7 separate regions of the Mus musculus genome follow, and regions 1, 2, 3, 4, 6 and 7 are each linked to region 5. The links are chromatin loops, found by intact Hi-C in ENCODE. Cell type or tissue: heart. All regions are shown on one strand. Region 1 has its middle 7.2 kb from the start of Gm35891. Region 2 overlaps Gm31415 (a long non-coding RNA gene). Region 3 has its middle 140 kb from the start of Slc7a11. Region 4 has its middle 82 kb from the start of Gm20557. Region 5 has its middle 17 kb from the start of Gm37548. Region 6 has its middle 41 kb from the start of Gm35891. Region 7 overlaps Slc7a11 (solute carrier family 7 (cationic amino acid transporter, y+ system), member 11).

Region 1 (4,000 bases), 220 kb before region 5:
ACCAAGAGATATTTAAAAATAGGGCACAGAATGAAAGAGAGCCATGACTGCTGGATGCGCTGTCTTTGCACCGAAGGAAGTAGGGGAGGTACTTGTGACCACACTCAGCTGCTGGCCTGATCCTGAGAGCGTCTCCAAGATACCCGTGGCTTGAGTTTTATATCCTGGGTGTTCTGAACCTTGCAATGCCAACAATGGTTTCCCATCATCGCCAACTCTCTTCCTCACAGATACAAAAGACTGATGTACCATCTTCCCATCTGTTCCCATCTGACCTTCCCCTTAAAGTTTAGGGACAAAGTGTTAGCCAGCTTTTAGATACTGTATAAGAAGACAAAAGGAGCAGGGCAGTGTTGGCGCATGCCTTTAATCCCAGCACTTGGGAGGCAGAGGCAGGCAGGCAGATTTCTGAGTTCGAGACTAGCCTGGTCTACAAAGTGAGTTCCAGGACAGCCAGGGCTATACAGAGAAACCCTGTCTCAAAAAAAAAAAAAAAAAAAAAGGAAGAAGAAGAAGAAGAAGAAGAAGAAGAAGAAGAAGAAGAAGAAGAAGAAGAAGAAGAAGAAGACGACAAAAGGATGTCTAAGGAAAAGGGTTGACTTGTGGGCATGCTTTCCATCCATGGTCACTTTTGTTTTGGGCTTGTGTCCTCACACCGTGCCATGGTGGGATCACATGATACAGGAGGTCAGGCTGCCTCACGCCAGCCTGGAAACAAGAAGGAGAGAGCACAGGGTCCTAATAGTATCTGCAAGGGCATGTGCCCAGTGACCTAACCTCCTGCCCAACCCCTTATAACTTACACCTCCATTCCACAGTGCCACAGGTTTGGGACATAGCATTTAAACCTGATTCTTAAAATGACAGCAGCTAGAACAGAGGTTGGTAGGAAAGGAAGGGAAGTTATAGATTAAATCCTCAAGCCTCTGACAGCTTTGTTCCTCTGCTTTTGGCAAGTAGCGATGACACAGAGATGCTACCTCTGTAGCAGTATCTAGATCACATGCCACCAACCACAGAAGCTGCTGTCCATGGTGCCCTTAGAAAGACCCATTAACCTCACTTTCATGTAGCCTACATCTGGCTTCTGTTTATAACCAGAGTACAGAGGAGGAAGGCCTCTCTAGTGCAGGATATTGACCCCAGGATCTAAATGTAGAAGTCATGTGGGGTGATTTTGCATGTGTCCCTTCCTGATGCCACTTGGAATGGTGTAGGGCTCTCAGCATGGAACATTTTCAGGCTCCTCTTGTGTATGCAACACACACACACACACACACACACACACACACACACACACACACACACACCATCCACTCTAGATAGCTTGCTTCCAGCAGATGACTAAGCAGGGGGCAGCCATGAGATCCAGTAGCAGCTCTTTATGGGAGCCAGTGTGGAAATGTCATGTATCCAGGACACTGTTTTCAGGCACAACAGTTCTGGTGTGGGCCAATGCTGTTTACTGCCAAGCCCACTTAGAACTCTCAGAGTTTTCCCTGCCAGGGCCTCCATCTCTTCAAATTCCTAGAGGAAGCCATTGGTGAGGCATGACAGACTTTGAGCACTAGATGGCACTAAAGGTCCGTGGAACTTTTTTTGGGGCAGCTTTGAGATCTTTAATTCTGCCTTTAGAGGTGAAGAATCCTTGCCAAAGAGAAGAGACCTCGACCATAAATTCCACACGCAGTAGCAGGTTCATAATGCACCGGAGTGACTGCATGCAGTATTTTTTCTCCCTGAGAAATAAAATTTCTCTTTCAATGGAGAAGGTTGTTCCTTTACATCTAACACGAGCTAATGTTAAATCTCTCTCTTAAGTAGCAGAGGATGATGGAGCCTTTAATGTGTGCACTGACCAAGACACAGGGCTGCGTCTGCAGTGAAACGCAGACTGATACCTTCAGGGACCGAGAAGGAGTAAGTCATATATTCTGCAGAGAGAGGGCTGTTTCTCCTCTTAATCATGGACATTTGACTTGTCAAAAAAATGTTTTCTCATTGATTGCCCGAGACAGAATGTACAGGCTAGAAAGACAAGCTTCCCAAAAACCTCCTTCACTTGGAAGAGATGTTAAGGGAAAACTAGTGACTAATATCTTTCATTTAAAACACATTTGCCTGTTGGACAGTGTGACAATAATGTGTTGGTGGGACAGAGATACATTTATTTTTATTTTGATTCTGCTTCTTAACTTCCCCTTGGTATTACCTGAGAAGCAGGACTCATGAACATTAAAATAAGTGCTAAAACGAGCCAACCTATAATACAAGCATCCAGGAGTCAGAGGCAAGAGGACTAGGAAATCAAAGCCCTTTCTGGCTACATTTTGAGATTGAGGACAGCCTGGACTGTATCATACACACACACATACACACACATACACACACACACACACACATACCCCAAAAAAAGAAAAAAAAAAGAAAAGAAAGAAAAGAAAAAAGAAATGGAACATTATCAGAAAAATCTATGTGTGCGTGTATGTATATGTATATGTATATGCATATGTATATGATGTATATGTATATGATGTATATGATGTATATGATGTATATGTATATGATGTATATGTATATGATGTATATGATGTATATGATGTATATGTGTGTATATATATATATATATGTATATATATGTATATATATATATATATATATATATATATTGCCATTCATTCCTCTACCTCCCAGTTTATTTCCATTATCAATCCTTTTATTAGTAGTGGCATACAACAAAATCACTGAAACTTCCTGATTATGATGTTCTTTTTGGCACCTTATTGGCGAACTCTTTGTTTATCAATTGCAAAATGTGAGACGAGGAAAATAGAAAAGCCTGTAACAGACCAGCTAACATACCTACACTTAATTTGCGGCTGAGTTACGGCTCCTTTGACATGTCTGCGGTGGTGGCTCACAGCTGAATCCTCACTGATTGCTTGGCACAGAAGCGGAAGGGCAGGTGTCCTGCATGTCACCTCCACTCTGCCATGCCCAGCTCTTGGCATGCCGACTGTGATGGAGTGGGGTCAGTGCCTGCCTGACGAGTGAGTGGCATGCGCCTGGCTGCCGGCCTGACATGGCGAGAACATGCTCATTTCCACATTGTGGAGGTGTGGGATTGTGAAGCCTGCTTGTTCCACGCGGATGCTTCCGGTACAGAGAGAGGCTCCCAATAGTTGTGACTTGAACAACTAGGATAACCAGCATCATACTTCATTCTCCAAATGGGGACAAATTGGGAGCTTTTCAAAGAAATCAAGGCAAGATTTTCAAAGAAGAATGTGTCAAGACATTTGTGTGTGTGTGTGTGTGGTGTACTTGTGTGTTTGTGCACATGTGTGTGTATGTGTGGAGGCCAGAGGTCAGTATCATTGGTGTTCTGATGTTCTTCACCTTACCTCTTGAGACATGGTTTCTCACTTAACTTGGAGCTTACCACCTGGCTCAGTTGGCTGGCCAGGAAGCCCTGGGGTCCTTCTGCCTATCTGTATCCTAGCACCAGGATCATAGGCACGTGCGTCACACCTCATACTTTTTAGGTATGTTCTAGCTATCCAGACTCAGGTCCTTGTGTTGGTCCAGCAAGCAGTTTACCCACGAGACACGTCTCCAGCTTGTGGCAAGTTACTTCTAATACTTTTTAATTTTTACTTCTGTTTTATGTGTATAAGTTGCTGTATCCTAGCATGGCTCCTGGGACTTGAACCTGGACAGCGAGGGAATGAAGGAAAAGCAGACATCTGGACACACAGGAAAGCAGGGACCAGGTGGACTGAGACCTCTGTTAGAGAGATCACCACACCTTAGAAGCTTAACATGTTTATTATAGAGAGTTGAATAGAGAGGTGAGGTTACTGCATACAGAAGAACAAGAAGCAGGTCACCCTGTATAGATGAACATGGAGGCTAGATCTGTGGTCTACAACTGGATCAAGGAGACAGGTGTAGCTAGCCTGGGAAGGAGTGGTCTCTGAGGAGAACAGTCTAGGCCATA
Region 2 (4,000 bases), 1.8 Mb after region 5:
ATACAAATGTTATGTTTCAAAGGCATTATTTCTAGATGATTAATAAAAGAAAGATGTAAAAGAAATGCCAATCTAGCAGTTACCTGTAACCATGCAACGGCACGTGTAACAGCAGACTCCAGGGCAGGCATTCTGTAGAATGTTCACCGGGTGCACAATGCCTTTAATAGGTTTTCACGGTGTTTTATTGTTGATGTTGTTTTGCTTTTGTTGAAGTCTCACCCCATGAGCTCATAAGTACCCTTCTTATAGATCAGAGCTTCTCAAACATCTTCCACTTCTCATACCTTTAGCAAAGTAATTCCTGTGATCTTGAGTGCATAGTCCTGTAAAAAGAAAAGCCATATAAATGAGATCCTTACTAACAGTCATGACTAATCATAAAAGTAATTATAAACCATTATTTGTTATCTCCCTTTAATCTTCTGGTAAAAGCAATCTGTACATTCATGTAATAGACATAATTATTAAATTTTAAATGAAAGTTAATTTTGTGTAACTATTTGATACTTTGGGTTCTAGAGAGCTGTCAATATTTTGGGATAGATTGATATTTTGCTTTCATAACTGTCAATTCTGAGAATGCTGATTCTTATAAATACATGGTAAAAGTGGCTATGTTATTAGGGTGACTTCAGAAATTATAGCAAATGTTATCTTAATCCCAAGGCAAAATTCCATTTTAATTTTCTTAAGACGCTTAAGTCAGAAACTCAAACACCAAATTTTAATATCAAACATTCTGATACCACACAATTACAGCATACGGTAATCTGATATTTATATGTGGAGTAATAGTGTTTGAAAAATATTGTCTTTGTTTTCCACAATTAAACAGCTACAATCAGAAAATCGTATAGAGACACTGCGTTCTTGTCTTTGGATATTACAGCACTGGAGGATCAGTGACTGCAGTGTCGCTCATGGTGACTGGTGAAGTCCAGATGCAGTGCACTGCTGCAACTGCATCATGGGTAACCTCCGCCAGAAATTATGTATTTGAGCTTGAGTCTACTTTTGGTCTAGCAAAGAAAGGCTCCACCCAGAAGCCCATGGGAAGAGATGCAGAGACTCACACCCAAAGAGATTTTTACTTAATTGATCATAGGTGATCACGATAAATTCCCCTGCTACAGAAAAAAGCAAAACAAAACAAAATAAAGCAAACAAACAGAAAAGCAATGTACTGAGTCATTTAGCTTTGACATCTTCTACTTCAGGACCTGAAACTAGGTAACATGGTTGCTTAATGGTAATGCCTCTGTAAGGTTTTAGGTCAGTTTGGCATGAAGAATGTTGGACTATATGTTTCAAGGGTCTGGACATAGTCTGCTTGAGCATAGACTGCTTTGATCCTTTAAAAAATCATTCAACATTGAAGAATATTCCTCATTTTCCTTTACCTATAACTATATCACTATCGTGGTACATTAATGATGTATCGAACCACCTAGGTGTACAGAATTCCATACGTTGGTATATGTCCTATTCTTAGCAGATAGCTTATCAGAGACTCTAGCTCTACTAACCAAAGGAATATTTAATCACAGATTCTGTATTATTCTACATTAGTAACTCCATGATAAATATCTAGTGGTACATTGCCAAGTAGCACAGAACCTGGTGAGAACTTTGCCCTAGCCTGAGAGGCTATATGCCCAAAACTGATCAACATCTAGTTTGCTCTATTTGAGCATGAGAAGTATTTGGTTTGAAATTTCCACAATAGAGCATGACTTGTTTTCACTGAGAATTCTGAGTAGGAGAGGGGCATCCATTTTGATGTATATTCAGTTAAATCTCATAGATACTGCAGTCTCCCAGACAAGGTTGTGTTTTCTTTGTCAGCATCAAGATTTAAGCCTGAGTGAAGAATGACTTTTTTCTGTGAGTCATATTCTCAGGATGTATAGCAACTTGATTACATGTGAGAATGCCCGTGGGAGCTGAACACTGGGAGATTATGAATCAGCGTGTATCCTGCATTCCAGACAAGTTCCTTCTGAATGACAGCACTGGCATTTATCTGTCTTTTCATCCTGAAATGTTTAAAAAAAAAATCAATGAAATATTTGTTGTCTTGAATTAAACATCGTCTATCATAAATAATTCTGGCAGAATTACAAATACCAGATGCATGTAGGAAACAGTGTAGCACACATAGTGTTGGTCAGAGACAGAGAGAAAATCAGAGGAAGGAAAGATCTTCCACGTACACGTAAAAAATGGACCTTTTTATTTCCTTTATCTGTTGGCTCTACCTAAGCACTTACGTTTTGCTTCTTAAAACACGTATGCAAATGAGACAAAATTTTTAAAGAAGGGTTTCTCTGAGCTCCCTGCACAGTGGCTGCTGCATTTACTGGCTGCAGAGTATCTATCTGCTTTAGGTTTAGTTTGCTGCAATCAGGCTGACTGAAAAAGTGATGTGCAGAGCCCTCTAGAGACTGGATCGCAGAACTGCATGTATTGCTGTGCTTCGGTGCCGTCCTTTAATTGAATTATTCGGGGAGCTATAACACAGCTGTAAAGAGAACAAGGTACTATTCTATTCCTGGTGATGTGCTTAGAATCAGTGTTCTCAGAAGCCTGATGTTTTTGGCTATTTTCCTCTTAATGAGTTAATTAAGGTAAAATATGTTTTGCATTTGCACTACTGCAAAAACAATGATTAAACAACAGCTGTTCAGGCCAAAAATATAAATTATCAATGTGTACAGAATATTTACCTTGAAAAAAATAGAGTGGGGGTTTACCTTCTTCCAAGGCATACATTACGTCTTGTTTAAAATATAGCTGGTGTTACACTAAGATTCTTCTTTTTAAATTTAAATTTAATTTCTCCTTTTCAAACCTTTGACTGTGGCTGCAGCCTCCTTTAAATGTTCATTAATAATCATATGAAAATGCGCTAAAATCCATAGAGTATCCTTTGCAATGTTATAAGCATATGTTACAACCATATTTGTATCATTTGTACTATTTTGTGCCTGGTACAATAAAGTTATGAATTTCCAATATTTGCTGCTACAATGAAAGAGATAATTTAAACAATTATGCTTTCTTAAATACCACTATGACCACAGTCTGACCAACTTGTGTACATGCATGAACTCGTCCTTGGTAATTACGTTCTCTAAACAAAGATAATGTAAGTGTGTAGGATTGTGTGGGGATATAGGTGTATGTGTGGACATATACATGCATATACGTACAGAAAGACATAATGCAGGCTGAAAAGAAGTAATTTATGATGGATGTTATGGGGTTCATAAGTTCAGAATATTCCAGAGAGACTGAAAGGATGAAGACATCAGGGAATACTTAATGCTGAGGCTCTAGTCAAAGCGCTAAGGTACCTTTTAAAGTCCTCAATCAATTAGACTAAGTGCATCCTCATGTTAGGAGGTAATATGTCTTATTTCATGTTTACCCCTCTGAGAGGCACACTTGGTCTACGTGTGTAGCTCAGGGGTAGAAGATTTGTTTATACAAGGCCCACAAAGGATCAGGGTTTGATCCCTACCACAGTAAAATTAATTAATAAAGGATGCCTTCACAGCAATATTAAGATTGGGATTGACCATTAAGTGAGTGTCATAGCACACACAAGTACACACATCAAATTTACCATTACAGTAAATGGTTTACAGTGTTACATAATTCACTACTTTTTGATGAAACAAACCAAACAAACAAAAACCCAAAAGCACATAAAACATAAATATAAGTATAAAGACAACAGTAGTAATTATGTAGAAATTAGGATTTTGTTATTTTTATTGTAAAATGTACCTAAATACTGCAAGAGTAAATTGTAATGAAACACTTGTCAAATGACTGTCGTAATCTAATTTCAGTATTGTGCAATGTCCAGTCTCTTTAGTGAAGATATTCTCCTACCATTCATTTCAGGTTAAAGAATAAATCTGAACTTGAAATTTTAAGTAATATTAAAGTATCAATTATTGACTTAAAATGTCTTGATATATATATATAT
Region 3 (4,000 bases), 600 kb after region 5:
TGCATCTAAGTCCTGAAACTGTAGGAGAAATGGCGTGAGACGTGAGTGTGAGGGAGGGATTTTAGACTGGGAAGGGACACCGTGGCCCCTCATGATTCTCTGGGAACCCATGCATGTGGCAGGGAAAGGGAAGATTAAATAAGGTCTGACTGTGGTCTCTGAAATAAAAGGTGCCCTTGGAGTAAAATAGCTATTGGAGGCAAGGCATTTGGGAAAACTATGTCACCACTGTCATTACACAGATTAAAGATTTATGGGGTTTCAGAGGGATATCCTGAGAACAATAAACAACTGGAAAGTGAGTAATTAAGTTTATTATCTCAAAATTCTTCAGTGCTACCAAGACAAAACTTCAGGAATGCTAACATCATTAGGAATCTCCATGCTCTCAGCTTCTTTAAACTTCTGCATAGTTAAAAAGCTTTTCTCAGTGATTAGTATCAATGTTGTCAAATTAATCTGTGCCCTGCTGGTGCTATCTCATAAATGTGACAATGAATACAAACATGAGGGATCCTGAACCTCAGAGTCAGGTCCTATGAGTGATTCCTGAAACAGAGAATGACTTAGATGCATGGCCCATCTCCCCATTGCTGTGCCAGTCTGCATGGCTCCAAGAAGCCAACTGCATTTTTCTTTTTCAGCTTTGTTCAATGATATCACATCGACTACTACTCATGACAAAGGGATTTCAAGTGTTTCAAATCTGAAAACACCTGTCCTCCTTTGCTGATCAGTGGGCTATAAAACATGTGTAAGTTTTATCTATGCTTGGGAATATCAGAGTATGCCCTTTCTTCTTTGATGGGTATATTTTCTGACCGGAAAAAACTTTGTTCCTGTTTCTTAGGGAACTCTGGTTTAAATATGAAATAGTATGAACACTTGGTCCCTTGCTGATTTTGTTGCTTTGAGATGCCTTGTAAAGACCAAGAAGTAGCATCTACCCATAGAAGTTGTTCCATGATTGCTCTTAGATATTATATTCTCTCTCTCTCTCTGCTGCAAATTAAGAGTAGAAGACTTAACAATTGTCAGGCTTATATGCTGGCCACCGTATAGCCACCTGTCAGCATGCTTTCTCTTATGTGAACTTATCTCCTTAGATCCTGGGCTGAAATAAATGCTCACTCCTTATTTCTTAATTGAGAGTTTTATCATAGTGATGGGTAAAGAAATTAATGTATAGGCCAACCATGTAAGGGAAAATCAGCTCATCTTGAGACTGTTCTTCGACTATCTCATCACCTTCAGGCTTTTAACTAGTGGGCAGATCCCAACGTGTCAGAGAGAGTCAGTAGCATTGTGAAAGCTAGCTGGAGAGAATTCTTTTCATTTATAACAAAAATGGAAGCTATGTGTAAGAATAATAGTGATTTCTAAGCACGATTGACCTTGGTCATATTTCAGTGTCCAACTTTACAAGAGAGTTAGTTTTTTTCTGAGATTTCACAATGGAAGTTTTAGCCAGAGTGGTAGGAGGGAGTCATATCATGGAGGCTTAGTTCTTGACTAGAGGCTAGATTCAATCGTGGCTTTGGATAAGAAAGCTGAGATGCTAGGTGTCCTACAAAATATGCAGTTTATTAGAGAAGGACATCTTCTGAGGTAAAATAACATTCAAACTGTCCTCCCTTTACTTGGTCCCAAGAGGGCTGGAGGATGTCTTTAATCAAGGTCCTGGGAAACGCATTAGTCAAGAGAGGCACAGTTTTGAACAAGACTTGAGCTCCTCTTCTTATCCTGGTGGTAGATGCTTCTGTTGACGTTCTGTGATGGCCTTGAGGATGGACCATTCCAGGGTAGTAGCAGCCAACTGGTGCCACCTACAGGCAAGCAATATAATTGCTATGCCCATCAGAACCAGCAGCAGGCCAAGCCCTTCTTCCTTAAGCTCTGAAATGCAGGAATATATTTTGGTCACCATCAGTTCCTTCACTGAAAGAGGCAAGAGTAAATAGTCCTTTCTGAAGTGCATTATAGAAAATGCTTCACGCGTGGGAAGCATAGGTCTTACCTAGGTCACTATAACAGAGGGCTGAGCACTCACAGTCAATTTTCAGATGTGAGTTCCAACCCATAAGAAGAATTCTTTGATGATGGACTCAGCAGTGAGAGCACCGTGTGTGCAGTCAATCTTCCTCCCCGCCTTCAGCAAGGGATCTCTGGCTGTTTAGTAGCATTGCAGATAAATAGCCTTTAATGTGGCCAGCCTATTCTTTGCTCAGGATTTATGCACAATGGATGTGACATGCTGTCCTTGTGGAGCAAGCATTCTAAAGAGCTGACGTTCCTTTATACAAGTGATCAGGCAAGCATCGTACGCAGAGATATCACATCCTAAGGGTAATGTCTTCCAGGGGTCAACATTCACATAAACATGTTCAAGTACCAAGTGTTATTGTTTTGACTTTGTGACCAAAATAGACTGCTTACATTTCAGGTCATGTACCTAAAATATGTCCTAGATCTGGCTACTCAGACATTTCATGGAAGTGCTGATCTCTGTGTGAACGGAATACGACAGAATGCTAACAAAATGTAAAGGAACCAAAAGACTCTAGATCATGAAAATACATACAACAAACATGATTCCAGGAAGGGAAATGATCCCAGATTTGGGGTGCCTGATGCTGAGCTACTCTGATTCCAGGAGCCCCGAGAAAGGCCACTGTCTTTACTGAACAACAAATTGTACTTTAGGTTATCAATTAAATTTGGATCTTCGTTGGTTTCTAGATAGTTGAGTGCTGCAAATTTTTTCTGCCTTTAGGACTGAAATGGGTCTCTTAAGCAATTGGTAAAGTTGTCATCTGGGTCCCTGGGCCATGGAGCAGGCTATTATGATGAGAACTATTTCCATATTCTAAAGGCCTGAATCGAAAGCAAATCACACCTACAGGTGAATCTAAAACAAAAGCTGTTGCTTTGAGCTCACAAGATGCTGAGTTGCTGATTTGTCTCATTTTTCTATTTCCACCATGTAGAGAGTTTTCAGGCTTTTAGTGTTGGGGTAGAGCTCTAGAGGGAAACACTTGCCTAACACACGGGAAGCCCTGGATTTGACTTGCTGCTCCACAGTAAACAATCAAACACTAGATGATAAAAGAATCCGAAGGAGCTAGGAGGATGCAGGAAATACTGAACATTATAAAGCAGATCCCCCAGGTGTTCATTCAACAAACTCATACTCATTATCCACCAAGATCAAAGTTCATGTGGCAGCTGCCCGAGCTTTAGAACAATGAGAGTCAGGTTCACGGTAGAAGCAAGGAGCTGTGGTTAGATGTTTAAGGGTTTCACTGGCTGCAGTGGGCGTGTGACAGGAGAGTGGCAAGATAAGATAACAAATGTGGCAGTACTCCAAGTGAGAGTTCATTGTAGGGGTTCAGGGACAGGGAGGGCTGCGGGATATATAGGAGGGGGGATGGATGGAGTACAGATTACCTGGTGGTCACAGATTGATTGATGGTTGTCGGCAAGAAGCAATGGAAAAAGTAAAGTAGTGTGCCTGCATTTGTTAACTTGCTCAGCAAGATATATCTACAATCTCTCTATTATCTATCTATAATCTGTGTTTATATACCATCTATAATTTATCATCTATTAGCTATCTACATATGATCAGTCATCTATCATTTTCTATCTAAACTATATCATCTATCATGCATCTACTCATCTACATATCTATTTTCTATCATCTACCTATTATACATATATCACTTCTCTTTTAATCTGTCATCTATCATGTGTGTATGTATCTATCATCATGATCATTAACATCATCATTATCTATCTATCCACATCCATCTATCATCTATCTGTGTGCCTATCTATGTATCTATCTATGTATCCATGTATGTATTTATATCATCTATCTATCATCTATTAAATAAAAAACGAGAACCAATGTTCTTGGTCCTGTATTTAAGGAACGTGAAAGTTTCTGTGAGGATGTTGAGCAATCTTTCATGTAAGAGTGGAGGGTGGGGATGTTAAA
Region 4 (4,000 bases), 1.6 Mb after region 5:
AATCAGTAGGATGGATGGAACACACACACACACACACACACATATATGCAAATGTAGAAAAATATCCCATTCAAATAATAAAGTTCCTAGAAATACCGACCAAGGAGGTAAAAAAATGTTTATAATGAAAACATTAAGAAAGACCCACCAAAAGATGGTAGGACCTTCAGCACTCATGACAAACAGAAATAAAAAATATGAAAATTGACTGTTACTAAAAGTAGTCTTCAGAAGGAAGTTAATCACCATCAAATCTCTAAAGACATTCTTCATAGAGGTAGAGAAAGCATTCCTAAAGAGATACACAAATTATCTGAAAAGACAAAGTAATTCTAAGCAGTAAAAATGATCTGGAAATATCAGTAAAATTTAACTCAAATAAATACTATACACTCATAGTGACAACAGCAGCAATGACATTGTTGTGCCAGGGATAGGTCATTCATGTTGAGCAATGGAACAGGATATAGAGCCCTCCCTTCCTTCTTCCCTCCCCGTCTCTCTTTCCCCTTTAAAAACTATAACTGTCTCAGGTCACTTTGCGCTTTCTATAAGTATATGGGCACGGACAAACTGCAGGTGCCCACAAACTCAAAGAAAAGTTTCTCTCCATGCTCTTCTAGCCATCGACTGCTCTCAGCCCCTTTGCTAGTGGCAGAGTCCCTGGGTCCTGTCAGTGATTCATGCTGGAACCCTAAAAAGATTTTGGAGAGTAAAGGAGTGTCATGAACCATTTCAGTGGAATGAAGGAAATGAAAAGCCTATCATCAGGATGTAGGCAGGTGGGTGGGGGAGCAATGGGAAAAAGGAGCAAAAATATAAAGTATTTAAGAAAACATCATAGCTAACCCTAATATTGTGTTTGCCATCTTAAGAACTAGTGATTAGAAAATAACAGTAAGTGTAACCACATAGAGTACCATGTTTAGAATCACAGATAGGAGGGGTTCAGTGGCAGGTATACTTCCTGTGCTCTTGGGCCAAGGAGTCAAATATGCTAGCAAGATCCAGGCCAACAGGGATTCTCCCTCATAGAAAGGCTTCTGAGACATGAAATGCACACTTCCCTGCCATCTCACCTTGATAGGCATGTGTAACCACATATGCATTGTACATAAAAGTGCATATACATGAAAGGGCACAAAAACACAAAGATACACAAACAATTCAATGGATGAATAAATTAATATATATTTAACTTGAAAATGTTGTCTTATGTAGTTATTTGTGAAACTAAAGTAATAGAGATTAGCTTGTATATATGGAACATGCCTGGAACGATAAGACACCAACTTTTGATTATTTTTATAAATTGGATAAAAGGGTATATTGAATTTCTTACTAGGCTTACAATATGATTATGTAAATTCCTCCAGCAAAAGTCAGATAAAGTACACAGTTTTTGTCCTTTTCATTGTTCAGTTGCTGCTGTGATCGATGCATGCAGCCAAGTTCCTTCCTAGACAAGCACTTTTGTTACCATCATGCTCAGTCCTTCACATATCGCGTCTGCTCTCTGCCAAGTCCCACCCCCCTCCCAAGGTCATTTAAAGCTGTGTAAACTTCTCCCTAGTAGGACAGATTACTTTCCCTTCAAAGTATAAAGTCATACGCTAGCATCTGCTTCTCTGTATGCATATTTCTATGAAAATACAATGTCATTGTTGCAATATGTGCCCATAACTCACACTACATGTGTTCTTCGAAACAGAAAACAGTCTTGCATTCATGTCCAGCTTTGTTCCACCAAGTCCAGTTCTAACTGGGATTGGGAAGCACAATGCTTTACCAAGCTTGCCTGGCTCAATCCCCGGTGTCAGATGATATAATGATTTTGAATTATTTCAGCATTTTCACACTCCTGTGGTTTTATGACAAGTTGTAAGTATAAAAATTTGGCAAAGAAAAAGAATTGAAATACCTATGTATCTGAATCAAATTTGAAATTCATTTTGTTTTGAGTGAAAATTAGCTATCCTCCATCAGTGTATAATTGTTCTGAATAACCCTTAATATGGCCACTGTCAGCATTAGATTCTCTCACTGGTGCAGGGAAAGAGCCCACTGTGAGTAATAGCCATTGAACAATGGTATCGTGTTCCCTTCTGAAAATAGGGAAATATATCAATGTAAAGTCACAAAATATTTCCCAATAGCAATTATAACAAAAACTCTTTAATTATTTAAAGGATATAAAACCATAAAGCAATAGTAGTATTTATTAAATCATTCATGCACCACAATTATAATTAATGTAAATGTATTTGCCATTCTTATGTGATAATAATAAGGCACTGAACATATTCAGAAATGCAATTGTCACATATATTTCATCATGATAAATTTTGAGATAATTTAAAATCTTTAAAACTCAAATGAATGAAATAAATGGCTAATACAGATAACTCAGGTCTACTCTTAGAAATCAGTTAATGAAAATGTATGAGAGTGCTAGTTAAAAGAACTTTTCAGACAGACATTAGGATGAAGCAGAGATTGAGGGCAACACAGAGAAGTAGAACTGGAGCAATAAATCTCTCACATCCTTCTGCATATTTGTATTGGCCGTTTTAAGAATGTGTATGGCTGACTTGGATGCCTTCTTTCTATGCAGTATTTATTTAGCTTACTTAGCTGAAGACCTCGGCCACATAATTCATCTTCAGAGAGTCCTTTCTGTTGATTTTTCACAACACTTATGGAGGAAACGCAGTATTATTAGTCAACATATTTTAAAAATAGCAGGAATAGCATCAGCAAGAATGATGTGCAATAATCAGAAAAAAGTACTAGCATGTCTTTTATTCTCTTAAATTCTCTGCACAGTGAGGACAGAGCACGAAAACAGTTCTAGACTATTTACATGATTAAATTTTAATATTTCATTCTCCAGATAAATGCAGACATTAAGAAAAAAACACCATTAACTTGCATTGAGTTTGTATTGTGTGTGTAACAGTGAGTCTATTAAAAGAGTTTTGTGACATAGCCTGAATTCAGGCGGAACATTTAGGTAGCATATACAGGATCCACAAAGAAGTTTACATCTCAAGACATGATAGATCCCCATGTGCTGAAATCTTAACAGAAAGAATCCTGAGGAAACAGCTTGACTATGCTTACAGGACAGTCTTGGAGTCAGTCTGAGCAAACCAAAGAAACACACATTTTATAGAGATTTGCATGAATTTAAAGTAGATTTAAAAAAATTAATTCGTTCTTTACTAAATATTCCTAATGTTTACCATACTCAACATTTATTTTTTCTTTTCATTTATTTATTTATTCATTTTTTTTACATTCCAGAATTGATTCCCCTCCCAGTCCACCCTCCATCTGTTCCACAGCTTATAAGTCTTCCCTGTATCCCTGTCTTAAAGAGGATATCCCCACCCACCCACATCCCACACCCCACACTCCACCAGACCTCTAAACTCCTTAGGGCCTCCAGTTTCTTGAGGGTTAGGTGCATCTTCTCTGACTGAACCCAGACCCAGCAGTCCTCTGAAATATAAGTATCGGGGCCCTCATATCAGTTGCCTGGTTGGTGATCCAGTGTCTGAGAGATCTCAGAGGTCCATGTTGAGACTCCTGGCCCTCCTACGGGGTTGCCCTCCTCCTCAGCTTCAATATTTCTTTTATATTAAATTTCAATGTGTATTTATTTATTTGCTTCCTTAACTGCAAACTGTACACTGAAGAGTAACTTATGGACAGTAAAGATCAGTGCCATTGTTTTAAACTTAAATGTATTTAGCATCTACTATTTATATTTTATACAACTTTTAGAATAATAAAAGAATAAAGAGCTCTCTAGAAACAGCTTTAACCACTTGTCTCTAAAGATGGTTAAAGCTTTCATAACTGTAGTAAAATATACAATCTGAAAAAAAGATACAAAACCAACCGATTAAGCAAGGAATAAAGAAAGATACAGGACTCTGGCAAGCAAATGCTATATATAATTTAAATATATTTATACTTAATAGTTAATGTTTTG
Region 5 (4,000 bases):
TCCCCCGAATAAAACAAAAAGCCATTCTTCTAGAGTCACGCATGCTTCTAGACCTTTCCCTGCAGCTGTTGTTTAGTTTTTCTTGATGACCAGGCAGGTTTTGATTTCCAGGGTAGTCTGTTATTAAGTCGGGGAGGGTAGGTTTCTACTGGGATCCCCAGCCTGGAGAAGCAGGGGATCCCCCCAGCCTCTGAAAGGGTGTGAAACTTTTCAACTCTCCTCTCCTCTCCTCCCCTCCCCTCCCCTCCCCTCTCTCCCTCTCTCCTCCCCCCTCTCTCCCTCTCTCCTCCCCCTTCTCTTTTCTGGTCCCCTTGTCTCCTTTCATCTCCCCTGCCCTTCCCCTTCCTCTTTCCCTCCCTCTGCCTTTCTTACTTCTCAGTCCTCTATCTTGGTTACCTTTGGTAGGTCTCTTACTCTCAAGGAAAAAAAATGCTCTGCAGGTATCTGTAGGCTCTCCTACCCTCAGATCCAGCGAATGTTACCACAGAATGAGCTGGTTTATATTTTGTACTTAGGGACTTTCAAAAGTATTATCATTGAGGTTGCTGATCCCATTGATAACTCTCATCAGCCATGGCCAAGTGGTGATCATGACTTTTGTTGATGGTTATCGGTGTTTACTGGTTGGACTCTTGGGTTGTCAGGCAACATCTTTTTAATTTGATAGAAATCAAAGGAAAGTAATCTCTCTCTCTCTCTCTCTCTCTCTCTCTCTCTCTCTCTCTCTCTCTCTCTCTCTCTCTCTCTCTCTCTCTCTCTCTTCCCCTCTCCCTCTCCCTCTCCCCTCCTCCTCTCCCTCCCTCCCCACCCCACTCTGGTTATTCTGCAGCTTTGTGATATTTGAAAAATCTCAGAATAACAGTATCTTCTTAATGGAGGTTAAGACTCTTATTAAATATTACTCAGTGGTTTTCAAAGTTCTGGGTGCTATAAACCATTGGGGGACCTTGGTCAAAGTGCAGACTTCTAAGACCTAGAGGCAGATTTTAGCATTCAGTAGCTCTGGATGACCCTCGTCTTTGCATTTCCACATATTCTCAGGTTGTTAATACAGGGACGGGTCGGTGGCTGGACCCAGATCGTGGCGAAGCGAGCTGCCCTGTTAGCTCTCCACCTGCCCCACACAGTGTTTCCATGCAGGCTGCCGTTCTTTAAGCTGGGAGTGTTGTTTTCTTTCGCTCAACCCGGGAAGGAGCCTTTCCCCAGCTCAGTGTTTCACCTGCATTGCTATTTTCAGAGCTTTTGGTTTCAGTATGAGAATCGAAGGTTGAACTGAAATCAAATACATTTGTCTGGGAGTGGGATGGTCTGTCAGGCATTGATCTCCTTGAGCTGGCGCTCTCTGGGAACGCCTCCCCAGTGAGAATCCCAGTCAGGATTCTAAAGGTTACATGGAATAGGCCTGATTTCTGAGCTTCTCTGGGGAGATCACTTAATTCATAAAGCACAAAGTGGAGAAAGCCGCCACATACCCACAACTCCCCCTCGTTAAGTAACCAGAGCACGGTTCCTGTTATAGAAGAAAATAACGTGTTGATTAGCGTGTAAGCCAGAAAATACCCCCGAGCGGTGAATCTTTAAAGATGAAATAGTTGCACTTTGGAAGACGGGGAAAAATGGCAAAATGAAATCCGGGTAGAGTCGGCTTTGCGAAGGCTGGGTTTCTGCGTGCGCGCTCACGGCATTCAGCCACGAGGGGGCAGCATTGCACTTTGGTTGAAAAAACGGTCTGGCAGGAAGGGAGCCCTTTAAAGGAACATAACATCTACGTGAGCAAAGCTAAAAACCAGAACATTAGCAAGCACCAGAAAACCAACAACGCAGAGCCCAACTGTCTTTGTTATAATGTGCCGTCTTCGCTTCTCCCGTGGACGGGATTTAATATTGTAGTATTAAGACTTTCTGGGCCATATCACGTCAGTTCATAAATACATGCTTAGGGGTGGTGGTGGGTATGCAGTGAGATTATTATGATTATATGTATATATATTATACCTTCCACTTTTGTTTGCCTTGCCTTTCTCAGCTTACCGTTCTTGCGTTGTTGTCAAATACCAGGTCTCCCACATTGCTTCCTCCAAGGCAGAGCCCAGACCTTCTGTGGGCTGCCCCTCGGTGTGGCCCGTGATTTTGTGGAGTTCCATGGAGTTTGGCTAGAAAGTTACTTACTCCTTTCCTTTTTGTACAAAACTAGGTTCTTAATTTCCATGGTTCTGGCCCTTCTCTAGGGATTGTAGCCATGGAGACACTTTCAGAGGAGTCAAACCATCGCTCTGTGGGGAGTAGTTGCATCTTTGAAATGGACCCCTAAGTCACACTGAGACCAAATCCAGCCTTTGAGCTGAGAAACTCAAGCTCCACCAGCTCAGGGGCGGCTTCCCTATGCTCCCGGACAGTGAGTGAGTGCCTGGTGTTGAAGGTGCATAGTAAATATTTGTCCAGTGAACGAGCCCCATTTCAACCCTCACGCCGTGACCGATCACCATGCCCTTCACCCACTTGGGATTTGCTTTTGGCTAATGACTAACGTGAGACCACACGAGGCTGGAGGTGTTCACTTGCCTTTCTTTCTAGTCTCCAACACTGTTTTCTTTCTGAGTTTGCAGGGTCATGGTGACATGAGGCAGAGTTTCTTGCGGGGGTGGGGGTGGGGGGAGTCATTTTTGTTTCTCTGATGTTTGCATACAATTACAGTGTTAATTCTGCCTTTGTGTTGGGAGTTCACAAAGACCAGATTAAAGTTTCCCCTCGGTGTTACTACCTGGCTCCTTCCTCCTCCCCTTTTCTTCTCTTCTTGTTGGGAAACTTGACTTTGAGCAGGGCAGGGACTAACAGGCAGCGGGAAGATTAATTACCCTCCTTGGAATCTCACTTGACTGGGCAAGGTGAGACAGTTCAATTATGTAATCATGCTGGCAGTCTTGGCTTCCCAGGCCCTGGGTGCTAGGACTACCCTCTTCCTGCATTTTAATTATTATGAGGGACTCGCTCTGCTCCTTGTAACTCTCCAGTGAACCCTCAGGCCGTGGGAAAGGAGCTGTCAGTTTTGGCAGGAGATGCTCCAATCGCTGGCATCTCTGCCCTCTTCGAGGGTTCCTGTGGAGAGTCTCCGTGCTCCTGTTGGAAGCTGTGGTTGGGCTGCCTGGCTGCGTCTCTTGGGCCATGTGGATTCCTTTTCTCTATCGCACAGCTTTTTAAGGCTTTCTCCTTTGCCTTGAGAAAGGCTCCCATTGAAGCTACGGGCCAGGGAGCCTCATTCGAGTGGAATGCATTAGAGGTGGGAAGTGTAGCAGACCCTCCTGCAATGGCTGAGAGGTTATCATCTGCTGTGTCCAACACCGGGGGGGGGGCAGGGACCACATGTGGCCATTAGCACCTGAACCATGGCCAGTGCAATTAAGGAGCTGAATTTTTAATTAGAATTAATGTGAAGTTCAACAGTTATCTATGGCCAATGGATACTCTATTGGGCAGTGAAAGACTCCTGTAACCATTATGTCCACAAAGGAGATGATCTCTCTCTCTCTCTCTCTCTCTCTCTCTCTGTGTGTGTGTGTGTGTGTGCGTGTGGCTTGATTGTTGCACTATCATATAAAGGACCCCCCCCCAGTCTCACTATTGCTAGTGCTAGATTTTTTTTCTACCATGCCCTCTTGTTTTTCACTACCCCTACCCCACTCCCATACCAAAGATACATCTTAGTTATGCTAGACCTTACAAAAAGGGACAGGAGAATGGAGTTTTCCATATTCTGTTATGAGTCCTTATCTCCTTGGTTGGTAAATGACTATAATCTTAGTGAAAGGCACATTCCCCCCAAATGCAATGTCAGGTAGACCAGTTATCTTAGTGAAGTACTGGGTCATCTGCTGTGATATTGCCACTAACTTAGTGCCACACTGCCTGGCTATCTTTGGCATAGTGCTTCAAAGTTGTTTGGAGACGTTGTCCCTTGACCAGCCCAGGTGAGAGCTTGTTTTTGACAATAAGCTCTTGAAAA
Region 6 (4,000 bases), 260 kb before region 5:
TCCTTACGAAGATGTTGGCCCCTGTTCCTAGTCATCATAGGTGCACGTAGTTGGAGGACTGCAGGCTGAACATATGTGCTCATCAGAAAACTCTGGCCCTGGCCTTGGTCCTGGCCCTGTTCTGCGTCTTCTCTGTGCTTTCTGAGCACAGAGCCTTCAAATACCCAGAGCGGTGAGAGAAAAATGTCATATTTAACTTAATGTGACAAAGGGAATATAATTTGATGATATTTCTAATGTTATTTATTGTTATTTTTAAAACATCTGATAATGTGATTTTCCCACCCAATGCAGATTTCTAATGAGTTTTTGGAAAATGAATCAAGCTACTTATTTTATGAGGTGGGGGAGAGGGGAGAGAGGAGAGGGGAGAGGGGAGAGGGGAGAGAAGACAAGAGGGAGGAGAGGGGGAAGGGGAGGGGAGGGGGAGAGGGAGGGGAGGGGGAGAGGGAGGGGAGGGGGAGAGGGAGGGGAGAGGGAGAGTGGGGAGGGGGGAGGGGAAAGGGGAGAGGGGAGGGAGAGAGGAGAGTGGGGAGGGGGGAGGGGAAAGGGGAGAGGGGAGGGAGAGAGGAGAGGGGGGAGAGGGGGAGGGGAAGGAGGGAGGGAGGGGGAGAGGAGACTTATGCTATGTGTACTAATAACAATCATGATCAATTAGCCTTTCTCTTATTTATTCATTTATTTATTTATTTATATTTATTTGGTTTTTTGAGACAGGGTTTCTCTGAAAAGTCCTGGCTGTCCTGGAACTCACTTTGTAGATCAGGCTGGCCTTGAACTCAGAAATCCGCCTGCCTCTGCCTCCTGAGTGCTGGGATTAAAGGCGTACTCCACCGTGTGAGGGGATGTGGGCTTGAGTGTGGAAGCCAGCGAAGCTGGTTTGTTCCTTTCAGTGTGGAATCTCGAGGCATGCAGGGTGAACACTTTGACCCACTGACCCATCTCACCATCACTTCTTTGTTTTAAGATTTGGGGTTTTAGAGTGAAATTTGTTAACTTTCACTTTTTTTTTTTTTGGCCTTGAGGTTCATTTATTCATTATCTATCTATCTATCTATCTATCTATCTATCTATCTATCTATCTATCTATCTATCGATACTACACATACACCTTTCTGAACTCCTGCATTGTTAAAAATGAGGAGGAGTTGGGAGAAGGGAGAAGTGCCACCCGAATATATTGTATGAGAACAAACCACCGGGAAACTTGAGTTTGTCCTTAAAAGCCAAGGCCTCTCCCGGGTGCAGACTAGCATGTATCTTCAAGTCTGGGGTTAGAGCTTTTCTTTTTGGGACATGCTCCTCCCATTGGAGCCTGGTGCTTTTGACCTGGACCCACCCCATTGTGAGGGCTGACGGGTATCGTTCTGTAAGACACAGACTTGCTGATTTCCTTCAGAATGGAGCATGCCCTCAAATGTCCATGCGTGGCTTCCTTCCCTTATCTTTTTGACTTGGAAGGACAGACAGGGATGGCTGTCAGCTAGTCTTTGATGTGGGGGACAATGACTAATAAAAACATTGAAATCATCTTCTCCTCCTATTTCACTTGACTCCCGGTGTCTGTCGCAGACCCTGCCTGATTGACAGAATATTACCCAGATAACCCCCTTCTTAAGTGGCGGCGAGGCAGCAGCGGGCAGTTTTTCATTTAGAGTCTATCAGCTGAGAATTGATAAAGTCATCATGGAACAACTGTAGTTTGACCCCGACCTGACAAAAGAGATCGAAAATGTCTTGGATAGAGAGAATCACGGGGCTGGCTCCATCCCTGCCTGGGAAAAAGCGTTGGAGTGGGCCAAGGGCTAACACCCAGGCACTCCACGAGTATGTTTAATAACTGAGAAGTAAATAATGAAAGGGATGTCAATAAACAATCGCGATTTAATAAATTATTCATTTTAACAATCCTACCAGTGTTTGCCCAGGGATGTAGTGTTTTTTTCTCCATCTGCGGTATTGGTCTGAACCTGCCTGGTTGCGGAGCTGTTCACCATCGTTGACAGCAGGGGGCACTCACGTCACGCCAGAAACATGCCAAACTCGTGGTTTATGTAGGAGGGAAAGATGGAGCAGATAGAAAAGCTTCAAAAGGAGGTGGAGGGGAATATAGAAAATGAGTGGAGAGATACTGAAATGAAAAAAAAAAAATTTCCGCAGGCAGATCAAATTCACCCTTGCACCGAAGCAAAGCGTAAAGAAATAAATAGAAAACAGTCACTCTATATTTTGCTGGTTAAAATAACTTATTTATTTGAAACTCATAAGATGACAGATTTGGAGCAGTCAGGGCAAGGGCAAAAGAGATATTCGAAATTTAACAGATTTATTTCCATCTCGAAAATTCCACTGTGATTTTTTTTCAGGAAAGACTCCCAGATCACAACTGATTCTCTTGGGCTGATGTGAAACACGCACACAAAAAAATGATTAAAAAAAGCAAACTTCCAAACAACCCCCAAACAGCTGTTGAGGGGCTATAGACTGTGTGTTCTTCTTCTTCTCCTTAGAGGCAAGGTCTCACTGTGGAGTCCGGGATCGTCTGGAGTGTTGGGCTCACAGGTTTCCGCGCCTTTGTCCAGCTGCCGAAGCCTTTGGAACAAAGCCCCACCACAGTTTAAGGCTAAGTTTTCTCGGAAATGAACTCCTAGGGTCAGTTCGCCTCCGTGTGTGCTTTCTTTTCTCATGGACTGTGTGACAGTCCCCACTTTATGAAACTGTCCCATGTGAGGCCACGCTGCTTTTACACATTGAAGAAAGGCCGTCGTGGTCCCCGGGATATTTACTGTGAACCCAAGGCACAGAAGAATGTGTTCTCGATCGATGGCCATGCAGATGCTAAAGCGAGTGGTATTTATTTATAATAATGCGTGAGGCGGCCCGCAGGGAAATGTCATCTTGTTTGTAATCAATCTCGGTGTGAGGCTCCTGCTGCAGCACAATCAGGCTCTGCATTAAGTGACAAATTGGCTTCTTCTCCTCATTCGGACTGTCATTTCTCTTCAGTGGGGATACATCATCTCTGTTACAAGGCCTCGGAGCTTGTACCACACACAGATACACATGCATATGCAGGCCCTGCCAACGTACTCGGGATAAAAGCCTCCAGCGATAGCGGGTATGACAGGAAACAGGAAAATGAGAAGGGCCCCCTGTGCTCACCGTGTCTTGCCGCCTGGTGATGTCATTGTATCCCGTGAAGGCGTGTCACTGTTAGGGATTGAACTGTCTCTCAAAACCTGTGCGTTGAAGCTCTAACTGCCAATGCAACAGCATTTTTTTAAAAAATGATTTATGTGAATAGGTGTGAGGGCGTCAGATCCCTGGAAGTGGAGTTACAGACAGTTGTCAGCTTCCATGTGGTTGCTGGGAATTGAACCTTGGTCCTCTGGATTGAAAGCAGACAGTGCTTTTAATTACCGAGACATCTCTCCAGTCCACAAAGTTTACTGCCCCCTCCCCGCCTTTTTTTCCTGAGATAGAGTTTCTCTATGTAGCTATGGCTGCCTTGGACTCACAAAGATGCCTGCCTCTGTCTCCTGAGTGCTGGGATTCACAGTGTGGGCCAACACTGCCTGGCTGCCACGGTGATAGTATTTAACAACAGGCTCAGGCTTGAGTGTACCATGATAGAAAAATTGAGACTCTATAGGCTTAATCTCTAGCTATGCCTTCATCCCTAAATAGGCCATTTAGGGGGTAATTAAGGTTAGATGAAGGCCCAGGAATGGCACCCTAATCCAGCTCAGCTGGTCCTCTTAGTACCCCTCTTTTGGAGTCTTTGAATCAGGGATTTACTCAGTAGCCCACATTGGCTTGGAACTCACTAGACCCAGGCTGCTCTTGAATCCATTATGTGGCCTAGACTCGTCTTAGACTCATGGTCTTCCTGACCTGTATTATGGGCATCATGTCCAGCCCTCCATAGGCCATTATCCAGTTTTCTTTTTTTCTAAAACAAACCTGGCTGTCCCGGAACTTGCTCTGTGGACCAGGCTGG
Region 7 (4,000 bases), 520 kb after region 5:
TTTCCAAAGACCATGTCATGAGACTGCTTTTTCTGAAACACATACTTGTGTTTGTTCAGATTTTTTTTTCTGATATATCTTTTTTTTATTGGTTATTTTATTTATTTACATTTCAAAAGTTGTCTCCCTTCCTGGTCTCTCTCCACAACGCCCCCATCCCATTCCCCCTCCCCTTTGTCTCTATGAGTGTGCTCTTCCACCCACACACTCACTCCCCGCTCACCCATCAGAGCAACAACTGGAGTAAAATGTTAATATGGGTTTGTTCAGAATTTTAACTCGAAAGAATTCACTCATTAACTCAAAGCCAGGAAGGGTGAAAACTTAACAACATGCAGTGACACTCCCATCCACCAAGGGGCAGTTCCTTTTCACATGGTATCACTTCCTATCAGCAACACCCACAGGGAACGGTTAACTCCTGTCCTGTGAACCAGTGTCTGAGGGCTTTGTCCACTGCAGTGCTGTCAGGCAGTGAAATGGACAAAGCTTCCGGTGTCTGGTCGGTTGCCTCACGTTTCTAGGCAAAGGGCAGCACTAATTTGTGGAAAGCATAATGGGGTCTGCTAATTGCATAACACCAGCTGCATCAAGGACAATGAAAAAAAAATCTTATATTAACAACAACAACAACAACAAACAGCATCCTTTATACAAATGTGCAAGACTACCCCCATGACAGCCTAGGAGGAAAGCTTAGAACTTTGTCTACCATTTATTTCATTTATTTATAGTTTCTGTCGCTTGTCAGGATTGGAATTTTGTTCTAGCCTTTTACAGGAAACCCTGGAAGGAAATGATGGCCTCCTAGGGTGGGGGAGGGCTGACTCCATAAACAGGTTCAGCTGGTAGGGCTTACCCGGTAAAGAACCTCCAGAGTGGCTCACTCCTGTGATGAAATGGTCAACTTGTCTATTGTTTTGATTTATCCTCCCGAACTGAGGTTGGTATGTGAAACAAGTACCCGAAACACTCGCCAGTGTGTATCTATACCTCTTCATACAAAGGTGGCTTTCTGGGATTGTGCAGAACAATTTCTGTCTCTAAATGTAGAATTTCCGAACTGAGCCCCTTCCTCTTATCGGAGGCGATAGTTGATAAAGAGTCAGTAAACGGATCGTTGCTTTGGAGGGACAGAGAAGGCGACTGCTTAGACCTTTGCCCACAGGTCTGAGACAAGGAATGCCGTGGTACCCGCTGCTGGTGATTGTCTTGTGGAGTCAGTTTGACCCTAACGAAAAAGAAGGATTATAAAACATTCACGTAGCACCAGGCTAATAGAAAGTCAAAGAGCAAGTTTGGCCTAAATTGTTTCATTTTATTCCACTTTCGGGGAAAGCATTAATTTGTTCCGTTCTTTCCTTCCTCAGACCTTCTCTGAGCGGCTGCTGGGAAAATTCTCATTAGCAGTCCCGATCTTTGTTGCCCTCTCCTGCTTCGGCTCCATGAACGGTGGTGTGTTCGCTGTCTCCAGGTGAGGGAGTTCATGTATTTTCAGAAACACATTTTTGTTTTAGAGATTGGATGTGATAAGGATAACTTTTAAAGAGAAAAGCAATAGTTCCTCCGAACCTGTTGTTTTTAAAGGGATATGCGAGTTCCTCGTAGATTCCAGTGAAGCAGGTTTCATTCTGTCCAGTAGAGGGCGCTGCGTGTCTACACATAGCCCACTCTGAGCCAGGCATGCTGCATTTTTAAAAAGAGTGAGTCTACAGGGTCTTATAACGGCCTTTATTTCTAGCGATAAAGTCTTTTGTTTTCCTGAAGGTGCCACGAAAAAGAGTAAAATTGAAAGCAGAAATCACCACTCCACCATCGGTAACCATTTTTTTTCCTTAGTTAGATGGCACAAAAAAATCTTTTTTTTTTTTTTTTTTTTTTTGGTCTATGTTACAGTTTAAATTAGAGAAATGTTAACACAACATGCATGTACATGTGTGTACCTGTGCACTGAATGAGTGCTAGCTTGGACTGACACTAGCAATCTAGCACTGAATTTGCCAGCAGCTACTCAAGTATAGGGAGAACTCCACTCAGTGCAATATTGCTATTGTTTTTCCTCGGAGTGATATAAGATATTTCCCAGACACTGTATGTCCTGAAAAGAGACTTATGATGAAATCTGCCCTTTGTTTCCAAAGCACAACTCAAATGACCAGATAAGAAATGTCAAGATGCCTAGCATGAGGAAGATTCGTCCATATTGCTTCGGGGATTTAAGAATGTTACCCATTTGAATGATTGATTCTATAGTCAACTTCACCGTTTTTCTCCCCGCAGGTTATTCTACGTCGCATCTCGAGAAGGGCACCTTCCGGAAATCCTCTCTATGATTCATGTCCACAAGCACACTCCTCTGCCAGCTGTTATTGTTTTGGTAATGCATATTAACAAGTAATGTAGATACAACCTCACAAAACGGTTAGGAAGGAGGGAATAAACCTGACATCCCGATTCACCACTCAGTTGGTGCTCCATGTATCATTTTCTGGGAGGCCAGAGATGTTGCAATGGCTTGCTTCCATGGCGTGCTTTTGATGTGTATTGGATGCCCTGGGATATGACCCACCTTAGTTCCGTTTCACCTTTGCAGAAATTTGTAAGGTGTGAAGGGAAATGAAGGCTGTGGTTTCTCTCCTTGGCCGAGAACCTCAAAGGAAAGAAAAAGAAAAACCCACAAGGTTACAATCTAAACTCCAGACTCAGAGTTCAGCTGAAAGCAGACTGTGCAAAAATTATCCATTGTCTCCTCCTGGCTCCTGCCATACAACGTAATTCAAAGCATAGATGATAAAACACCAAGCAGAGAAATGGTTCTCCAAGAGTAACTGAGACCTGTGAGAGCAAACCTTAGAAGAAAGAAAACCCCTAAATGCAAACTGTGGAATTCTCTAGGATGGGGACAATATTTGTGAAATGTGGGATACAAAAGGTGTAAGAGCCCTCAAATACCCATCAGCAATGCTATAGTCATCCCCCCCCCCTCTGATTTTAGTAACATTTTTTTTTCTTAACCAGAATCTGCTGTCAAGGGGACCCTGGATTTTTTTTTTCCTTCTCCATGCATTTAATTTCTTTCAGAATGTTTCCTTGAAATTTCTTTTGTGCACTCTGTGCACAGTCTGGAAGCTAACGTCACTTGTGGGAACAGGATGTATTATTCCATGAAGACGGCTTGCGTGTGACGCCTCTGCTATCGTTCATGCTGTCCTTGGCTTTTATCAGCTGCAGAGTCCTGCTCTGATGTTCTTCTTCTCTATGTTTATTCTTTCCTGGTCTTGAGGGTCACATGCAGTCAGCACAAGGGGAGAACTGACCTGGAGTAGGAAGAGGTCAATGCTGTGCGTTCAGGAGCTAAGAGATTCACCGTTACATGGTCGTTGCCTGTGTGTGGGTCCCAAGAGCACTTCATAAATCACTTCAGAGCTTTCTTAGAGTTCCCCAGTTATCTACATTTAATATTTATGATTGGAAATTTTCTAATTGATTCTGCATGATTTTGAGTGATTGGATTTTTTTTTCTTTTTTATTCTTTGAAAACATAGTGTCTCAAGTAAGGTGTACCTATACACGCTGCTAGTCTTGCAAGCACGAGAACTTGAGTTTAGTCCCTCAGAACCAATAGTGGCATAGTAACTTGCATTCATAATCCCAGTGCTTGGTAGGCAGAGACAGGAGGCTCCCCAGAGTTCACTGGCCAGTCAGCCTAGCCTGCATGGCCAATCTAGGCCAATGAGAGACCCTGTCTCCCAAGGTAGAAATTGTCTTCTGGCTTCCACATGCATTTACAAATATCCCTGCATTTATACACATGTGCACCTGTGTCGAGATGGACAGACACCGTTCCACACAAAAGCAAAACAACATAAAATACGTTGTCTCCTTTCCAAGGAAAAGGGAACCGACAAAGGAACGAAACAGCAAATTCTTACAAAATTCTGGCTGAAATGGGGCTCCTGACAGCATCCTCCAAAGGAGGCTTTGTTGCAGCATAAGAACA

Evidence for each region. Peaks named below come from ENCODE experiments on the same cell type or tissue, not always from the same donor. Only the 100,000 strongest peaks of a DNase experiment are listed, where the experiment ranks them.
Region 1: it touches region 5 in a loop (7-fold over the local background); 15 of 42 quality-filtered maps call a loop at or near these places.
Region 2: a loop joins it to region 5, with 6 times the contacts of the local background. A loop is called at or near these places in 14 of 42 quality-filtered maps.
Region 3: a loop joins it to region 5, with 7 times the contacts of the local background. A loop is called at or near these places in 28 of 42 quality-filtered maps.
Region 4: a loop joins it to region 5, with 8 times the contacts of the local background. A loop is called at or near these places in 3 of 42 quality-filtered maps.
Region 6: it touches region 5 in a loop (4-fold over the local background); 14 of 42 quality-filtered maps call a loop at or near these places.
Region 7: a loop joins it to region 5, with 5 times the contacts of the local background. A loop is called at or near these places in 18 of 42 quality-filtered maps.

The regions. Positions count from the first base shown.
Region 1 is chr3:51,119,760-51,123,759 of GRCm38, reverse strand. No RefSeq gene overlaps it. Among named protein-coding and RNA genes, the nearest start is that of Gm35891, 7.2 kb to the left of the region's middle. In heart, a CTCF peak has its summit at 1,562 (motif pointing right); a DNase peak (open chromatin) is centred at 1,429.
Region 2 is chr3:49,092,439-49,096,438 of GRCm38, reverse strand. It overlaps Gm31415 (a long non-coding RNA gene), which reads right to left. Exons shown (of 3, transcript XR_867196.2): 3 at 84-326. Among named protein-coding and RNA genes, the nearest start is that of Gm31415, 32 kb to the right of the region's middle. In heart, a CTCF peak has its summit at 2,458; no DNase peak of the experiment used is centred here.
Region 3 is chr3:50,302,150-50,306,149 of GRCm38, reverse strand. No RefSeq gene overlaps it. Among named protein-coding and RNA genes, the nearest start is that of Slc7a11, 140 kb to the left of the region's middle. In heart, a CTCF peak has its summit at 1,838 (motif pointing left); no DNase peak of the experiment used is centred here; H3K27me3 peaks cover 200 bases.
Region 4 is chr3:49,260,717-49,264,716 of GRCm38, reverse strand. No RefSeq gene overlaps it. Among named protein-coding and RNA genes, the nearest start is that of Gm20557, 82 kb to the left of the region's middle. In heart, no CTCF peak of the experiment used is centred here; no DNase peak of the experiment used is centred here.
Region 5 is chr3:50,903,856-50,907,855 of GRCm38, reverse strand. No RefSeq gene overlaps it. Among named protein-coding and RNA genes, the nearest start is that of Gm37548, 17 kb to the right of the region's middle. In heart, a CTCF peak has its summit at 1,688 (motif pointing right); a DNase peak (open chromatin) is centred at 1,695; H3K4me3 peaks cover 1,272 bases; H3K27ac peaks cover 1,037 bases.
Region 6 is chr3:51,168,429-51,172,428 of GRCm38, reverse strand. No RefSeq gene overlaps it. Among named protein-coding and RNA genes, the nearest start is that of Gm35891, 41 kb to the right of the region's middle. In heart, no CTCF peak of the experiment used is centred here; a DNase peak (open chromatin) is centred at 2,018.
Region 7 is chr3:50,379,349-50,383,348 of GRCm38, reverse strand. It overlaps Slc7a11 (solute carrier family 7 (cationic amino acid transporter, y+ system), member 11), which reads left to right. Exons shown (of 12, transcript NM_011990.2): 8 at 1,371-1,474; 9 at 2,281-2,377. Among named protein-coding and RNA genes, the nearest start is that of Slc7a11, 62 kb to the left of the region's middle. In heart, a CTCF peak has its summit at 1,633 (motif pointing right); no DNase peak of the experiment used is centred here; H3K4me3 peaks cover 1,037 bases; H3K27ac peaks cover 707 bases.